2 separate regions of the Homo sapiens genome follow, and region 1 is linked to region 2. A link is an interaction called in ENCODE POLR2A ChIA-PET data of the cell type or tissue named here. Cell type or tissue: IMR-90. All regions are shown on one strand.

Evidence for each region. ChIA-PET counts read pairs that join two places held together with the same protein. Peaks named below come from ENCODE experiments on the same cell type or tissue, not always from the same donor. Only the 100,000 strongest peaks of a DNase experiment are listed, where the experiment ranks them.
Region 1: POLR2A ChIA-PET joins it to region 2 with 9 read pairs; 2 of 35 experiments call an interaction of 5 or more read pairs at or near these places.

The regions. Positions count from the first base shown.
Region 1 is chr10:34,704,808-34,708,807 of GRCh38, forward strand. All of the region lies in intron 1 of PARD3 (par-3 family cell polarity regulator), which reads right to left. Among named protein-coding and RNA genes, the nearest start is that of PARD3, 110 kb to the right of the region's middle. In IMR-90, no CTCF peak of the experiment used is centred here; no DNase peak of the experiment used is centred here; H3K27ac peaks cover 160 bases.
Region 2 is chr10:34,654,235-34,658,234 of GRCh38, forward strand. The region is part of intron 2 of PARD3 (par-3 family cell polarity regulator); the gene reads right to left. Among named protein-coding and RNA genes, the nearest start is that of PARD3, 160 kb to the right of the region's middle. In IMR-90, a CTCF peak has its summit at 1,522 (motif pointing right); DNase peaks (open chromatin) are centred at 1,257 and 1,537.

The sequences.
Region 1 (4,000 bases), 51 kb after region 2:
TACAGTTTAGCATCCACCAACCAGATTAGCCACATGATAGTTAAGTTAACAAGACAAATAAAGTCCTAGTTAGTGATATAACAAATAGAAAACATTTCATTTTTTTGTTTTGTTTTTAAAAATGCCCCTCAGACTTCTAAAACACTTCATTTTAAAAAGTCAACAAAAGAGCACGATCAGCAGGAACTATGCTTCTCTCTAGATTCTCTGGGTAACTCTCCAATTTATTTAAGCCAAAAACAAACATTTTTAGAATATATTCTGAAGTTCTGTTCTTAAAAAAAAAATGAATCATTAGCACTTCAAGATAGATATCACACATGCAATTCTGACTTTTCCTGATTTAATCAGCTTCATTTTTAAAAATGCTGATTGGCCAGGTGCAGTAGCTCACGCCTGTAATCCCAGCACTTTTGAGAGGTGGAGGCAGGAGGATTGCTTGAGCCCAGGAGTTCAAGACCAGCCTGGCCAATGTAGGGGGACCCCATCTCACAAATAAGTTTTTTCTTGTTGTTATTTTTGGTTTTTTAATTAGCTGGGCATGGTGGTGTGTGCCTATAGTCCCAGCTACTGGGGAGGCTAAAGCAGGAGGATCACTTGAGCCCGGGAGGTGGACAATACAGTAAGCTGTGATCATACCACTGCACTCCAGCCTGGGCAACAAGTTCAGACCCTGTCTCAGGAAAAAAAAAAAAAGCCAATCTTTTCCAATAAACTGAAACATAGGACCCATCTTCAATCTTGTTACAGGAACACTGCTAAACATTATACAAATGTTTGTGTTGCCTTCTCAATACAGGGAGAAGACAGACAGTCAGATGTCATAGCTGATGTTCAACAACAAAATAATGACCTGTATCACCACAAGGGAGGGACTAATATCTCATGCTAAGTACACTGCTCGGCCCCCATTCTCCACTCCAAACCACACCCAATACCAATGCCAAAACCTCAGCACCACAACACAAGACAGAGCAAACCACAAACCTGCTGCCTCCCTTGACAGGTGGATAGCTTCATTTATCTCATCAATCAAAAGTGAAAATGGAGGCATGAAACCAGGTGAAGTCCAACCTCAAGGAAATAAGTTTCTGGCATTTAGTCTTATTAGAACTAGCACATAATCTCTCACAGGGTCACACATTATTCAATAATATGAGAAATCAGCCCATCGATGACCTCCAAGATCTGACATGACTTTCATGCCAACACAAAGTCATGGAAGTCCTTCAACTCCTCCACCATTCTACAGAAATGAAGGGAATGGCCTCAGACTACAGCGCTGGCACAGGACACAGCCAAGGCAAGAATGAGACAGCAGTAACCACCAGTTAGATCTGCACTGCATTTTACAATTTTAAAAAATGCATTCATGTGCATTATCTCATGTGGAAAGAGGGCTTATAATTCCTATTTTCAGAGGAGAGAACTGAGACTCAGAGAGCATAAATAGCCGGCAAGAGGTCACAATTCATAAATGCTGGCAGCCAGGACTCCAGCCCAGGTCTGCTGATTTATTCCCAAGTCCTTTCTCAGACTAACACTGGCAGTTTCCAATCTGAAGCGTCAGGGTTGCTTGTCTTCTTTCCACAGCCCCTCCTCCCAGCCTCTTCTCAACAGCTTCATTTGTTAATACAGTACATAAAGAGAAGATCCAGGCCAGGCGTGGTGGCCCACACCTGTAATCCCAGCACTCTGGGAGGCCATGGCAGATTGCTTGAGTTCAGAGGGCCTAGACCAGCCTGGGCAATATGGCAAGACCCTGTCTCTATAAAATACAGAAAACAAAACAAAACAAAAAAACTTAGCTGGACGTGGTGGCAGGTACCAGTAGTCCCAGCTACTCAGGAGGCTGAGGCATGAGGATCACTTGAGCCTGGAAGGTTGAGGCTGCTGTGAGCCACGATTGTACCACTGCACTCCAGCTGGGGTAACAAAGTGAAACCTTGTCCCAAAAATCAATTAAATTAATTAATTAAAATAAAAAGACGAGATCCATAAAGTATTTTAATAAAAAGGGCCAGGTGTTGTGGCTCACGCCTCTAATCCCAGCACTTTGGGAGGGTGGGGCAGGAGGATCATTTGAGCCCAGGAGTTAGAGACCAGCCTGGACAACACAGTGAGATCCTGTCTCCACAAAAAATTTTAAAAATTAGGGCTGGGTTCGGTAGCTCACACCTGTAATCCTAGCACTTTGGGAGGCTGAGGTGGTCAGATCACTTGAGGTCAGGAGTTTGAGACCAGCCTGGCCAACATGGTGAAACCCCATCTATACTAAAAATACAAAAATTAGCCAGGTGTGGTAGTGCGCACCTGTGGTCCGAGCCACTTGGGAAGCTGAGGTGGGATGATCGCTTCAGCCCAGGAGGTCAAGGCTGCAGTAAGCAGTGGCGTGCCACTGCACTCCAGTCTGGGTGACAGAGTGAGACCCTGTCTCAAAAAAAAAAAAAGAAAAGAAGAAAAAAAGTGTTGGCTGTTAAAACCAAGTCTGAAAAGCCACACCATGAAAAATTCTATTACATGTTCTAATCACATCATGATTTAAAGTGGTGGTTCTCCAAGTGGGAGTCCAGGCCAGCATCACCTGATAATACACTGGAAATTCCAATCCCAAGCGGGATACACCACCAAAAAAAAAGTCTCTGGAGGAAGGACCAACCACCTATTTATACATTTAAACTAGCCCTCCAGGTGTTTCTGATGCACACTGAGGTTTGAGAACCAGTGATTCAGAATGAGGGGCGAGAAGAGATCAGAGAGGAAGCTGAAACACCTTGTGCCTCTTCTATACACTACGTTTTAGCCCAACAACTCGTGGGTTTAGTGCTTCTATCCAAACTTCGGAAATCAAACAGATGTTAGCTATTACATCTTTAAAATGGTTACCATGAACACACACACACATATTTGTCTCCTATAAGCATACAGATAATCTCAGTGTTCACTGTCAGAGTCCTTTCTCAGTGTTATTTCAACTCCAGGCTCTGTGCAGGGGATTGCTAACGCCACATCTTTAGACCAGAACCCTCCCAGCACTCCCACTTCAAACATCCACCTCTCACTGCACCTCACCCTGGGAGCAGTCTGAATCCTCCAAGGAGCTTGTTTTAAAAGCCTGCCAGGAAATTTTTATGCAACAAACAAAAGAATACCCATTTGGGAATTACTTATGACTGGACAATGTTTTTATGGAGTCCTATTTTACTTCAAATAGATAAAGCTTATATTCCTTATCTTCCCTCTAACACCAACTTCCTGCCTTCTTCATTCCTACTGATAGCAGCATCCTCCTGATTGAACCTAATCAAAACATAGCCTCACTTCTTCTTTACAGGAAATACAGGGGATAGAGAACCAAGGTAAACAATACCATAAGGAAACAATCAGACAAATCCAGAATATGAGTTTTTCTTTGTTTTTTGTCTTGTCTTTACAACGCAATTGCACTGATCTTTAAAGGAAAAAAAAAAAAAAGTCCACTTCGTCTGATATCTAAGTGCAATGTATGATCCTGGAGTGGATACTGCATCTGGAAAGAAAAAGTACTATGAAAAAGGAAAGGACAACTGAAGAAATTTGTCAAATTAAGTTAGGTAATGGAATGATACATTGGTAAGTTTTCTGAATGTGATCATTGTACTAGTTATACAACGAACAGTCATTTTTTGAGGAAATGTATGCTTAAGTAATAAGGGTGAGAAGTGTTATAATATCTGTACTTTAGTCTCAAATGGTTCAGGACAAAAAAATGCATACTATTACTAATGTGTATCTTTATGTTTATAGAGATAGAAAAACAACGTAGCAAATGTAAACAACTGGTGAATCTAAAGTATCAGTGGTGCATTTCACTAAAGTGTACATTAGAAATTTTTCAAGAGAAAACGTTAAAAATATGTCATTAAAAAAATAACCTGGGGACTTTTCTAGATCAAAAAGATTAAGGAGGAATATCCAAATTCAAGGTGTGAGTGGTGTTTGGGTCCTTGCTGGGTTTAAA
Region 2 (4,000 bases):
GAATTTGCAAATACAAAAAAATGGCAAGAATAATAGCTAACATGTATAAGGTGATATCATATAACAATGTTTTCACCATCACAACATCCCATGCAATCGGTACAATTGTTATCATGATTTTACAGACGTGCTAAAAGGTTAAGTAACTTGCCCAAGGTCACACAGCCAATAAACAGCAGGGCTGAACTTCGAACTCAAGCCAACAGAATCCAAACTCTCTGCTCTAGAATCCAAGCTGCACTGCCTGCCTTTCTATGGAAAAATATCTATAACTCTCTACAGAATGGCACAAGTTCAACAGATGAAAAACAAAAATAGAGTTCCAGGTTCCACAAAAACTCCTGCATTGCTAAGTTATATCACATTGAACACAAAAACCAATCACAATCTACTTCTTACTTCTCCATTTCCCACAACCCATTTGCCCTGCAATCACAAGATGCTCCAAGTTCACCTCTAATGTGGAGCTTTCAAGATCTTCCATCCTACAGCTCCTCCCAAGTCACTCTCCCGCAGACACTCTGCCGTGATATGGACACACACTGCACCTTTCCACATCTATGCTTTCCTTAATTCCGATCAATGTCCAAAACAATTTTGACCCCCACCTTTTCTGACATTGCCATCGCTCCGTGACTGCACACACCTGTTACCAGCTTTCCCCATCTACACTCCCGTTGCCTTACAGTAAGAACCATTAAATTAGCACTTAAAAATTACCTTATATTCTTGTTACGAAAACGGACGTGCCCAGGACAAATCCTTTTTCTGAGTCCAACATTTCCACCCACCATTTGCTGAGCACGTCAACAACTTTTACAGTAATAGTTGCAATTTGAACCTGTTAAGGAAACAGCTACTCCCTTTATCTAGTATCAAGTGACTTTTATGTGCCTTAACACACTTGCTCTGCAATCCTACCTGTGTTATAGTTACAATTTGAAGACGAGGTTTGTTCAAAGGAAAAATAAACTTAACACCCTATCAAATCATTACAAAGTGGAGTTCGAATTGTATGCAACATAAAGGTATATATGAGTTTCTCTTCTAAGGCCCCCATTTAGCTTTTTTCACAATGCACCTGTTTGTCTATAAATTGTTCTAGAATATTAGTTCACATTGATTTGTGTGTTTTATGTATAACACACAATAAGCACTGCCCTAGCCTGTGTTACTCCTGATCATACATGACTGTGGGTGTGTGTGAGATGGAGAGAAGTTCATGACATCACAACCAACCCTGGAGAAAAGTGCAGAATGGGGAGGAGCATAAATTACCAGCACACGATTCATACTCCAAAACTCCACTCTGATGTCTGGCTTTCAAGACCTTCCATTTTATGGCTCTTCCCAAGCTATTCTCTACCAACCCCGCAGAAGAGGGCAGAATGCAGAGGAGAGTAAATAAGGGGATGAGAACGCTGACGAATATAGCCATTGTCCCTTCCTCAAGAGCAGTAATAAAGTTACCTTACAAGCTGTTTAACCAAGAGCCTGGAGGATGACAATACAAAGAGTAGACACAAGGGGGAGCCAATGGGTCCATCTTAAAAGTAACTGGAGACCAGGAAATTGGGCTTTTAAGAACTTTAAATTCCACAAACAAGCCACAAAATGGGAATGAATGAAGTCTAAGAGTAACAACAGATGCCATGAAGGAAAGCAGCAAAGAGCAGGAGACACTGAGATTTCTGATTTTTAAATTCAGTTCTGAACTGAATTAAAAAACCAAAAGAATTTTTTTAATCGTGTTCTTCAACGTGAACTCAAAAACAAACAACATTTGAAAAGGATGACTTGGGAATGGCTCACTCACATACTAGCAAAATGTCAAAATTTTTTATGGTATACAAATTTGATGTTGAAGAAAAAAGTAAAGAGTAATTTTTAAAATTCCCTGCCTTTGTTAAACTTACTTAACACCACTGCCCCCCATAAACCACAAAAATTGTAATGTTAATGGGCTTCTCTTAGCTTCTCCTATATTGTATTCTACTTTTAACCTTCAAGATAAAAAAAAACCTATCTGAAATGCATGTCAGTTCCACATAAACTGACCTTAATTCCAGGAAGTGTTCTATGATAAATATATTGTCAGTAAAGGTTTTAAATATTGCTACTAAAGATGTAATTATAGATGCTCAAGTTTTCGTACTATTGAAGTACATTAATTAAAACTTGGCACAGTTGAAATCAGAGAACATATGAAAGGAGAGTGACGTGCATTTCATATCGAGGGTAGCATAATTATTACTTTTGATAAAGATGTTCGGAAGAAGGCGAGAGTGCTGTGCCTGTAATAACCTTAATCATCATTCAATACAAAAGAACCAATCCATCAAAATCCAAAAGGATTTGCTTATTGTTATGCTTTTAGAAAGCTCATCAGGTATTTCCAAAAGCTTCCTAATGACAATAATTAAACATCTGGTAATGGTGACCTACTTGTGGCTGCTGAACTTCCTTGGATAGTCTTTTCCATTAATTATGTACATGCTGGGAACTGAGAGAGAATTTACATTATGAATAATAACTCAGGGCCGCAGGAGAAGTCAGAAACCGACAGGGGCAACTCCCTGCTGTCCTCACTGCTATCTGTATTAAGGCCTTGTTAGCGCTCTTGTATTTGGGAACAGATGCTACATAAAAATTGCAAAAGCATCAAGCTAAGGCATGCATGCATCTTGATGTAAACATGTTGTGAGGAAACAGCCTTCTAATAAACATTCAACACTGTGCCTAAGGGAGAGAAGAGACAAGCTGTCACATTTTCTACTTTTTACTCTGTGTAGAATTACGATCTGATGCAAACTTTGACCCTAAACTTATCAAATAAGGCCCAGGTCTGTTCTAGCCTTGGCAATTGCATAAATAAGAAAAGCCAGATCACAGCTGGGCACGATGGCTCATGTCCGTAATTCCAGCACCTCTGGGAGGGCTGATTGAGGCCATAAGTTTGAGATCAGCCTGGGCAACAGAGGAGATCCCACCTCTACCAAAAAAAAAAAAGTCAGAAAAGCCAGATCGAGAACATGCACACTTTCAAACATTTCATAGTTCCTTAAATTTCAGGGTGAAATGGGAGAGAAAGGTAGGAACTGAGACAATGATGTTTGTATTGGCCTGAAATTCATCTGGTGATGAAATAATTATTGTCCAAAAAAAAAGTCTACTTCGATCTATTTGACAATCACCTGATAACCATTTATTCTCATTGGATCTGTGTCCTTCCCCAAAGCCACATGATTTTAGTAATTAACACATCACTGTCACCTTTCTGCTTCTCAGTTTTGTTTTGTTTGTTTGTTTGTTTGTTTGTTTTGAGACGGAGTCTTGTTCTGTTGCCCAGACTGGAGTACAGTGGCACGATCTTGGCTCACTGCAACCTCCGCCTCCTGGGTTCAAGTGATTCTCCTGTCTCAGCCTCCCGAGTAGCTGGGATTACAGGCACACGCCACCACGCCTGGCTAATTTTTGTATTTTTAGTAGAGACGTGGTTTCGCCATGTTGGCCAAGCTGGTCTCAAATTCCTGACCTCAGGTGATCCGCCTGCCTGGGCCTCCCAAAGTGCTGGGATTACAGGCACGAGCCACCACACCTAGCCACTTCTCAGCTTTTTAAGAGATCAACAGCCAGGCGCGGTGGCTCACGCCTATAATCCCAGCACTTTGGGAGGCCGAGGTGGGCGGATCACGAGGTCAGGAGATCGAGACTGTCCTAGCTAACACAGTGAAACCCTGTCTCTACTGAAAATACAAAAAATTAGCCGGGCGTGGTTGCAGGCACCTGTAGTCCCAGCTACTTGGGAGGCTGAGGCAGGAGAATGGCCTGAACCTGGGAGGCGGAGCTTCCAGTGAGCCGAGATTGCGCCACTGCACTCCAGCCTGGGCGACAGATCAAGACTCCGTCTCAAAAAAAAAAAAAAGAATCCACAACATAAGTGGATTTATTCAAATGTTTTTTTAAAAATGTGTTTTATACCTTTTGGTAAAGATGTAAA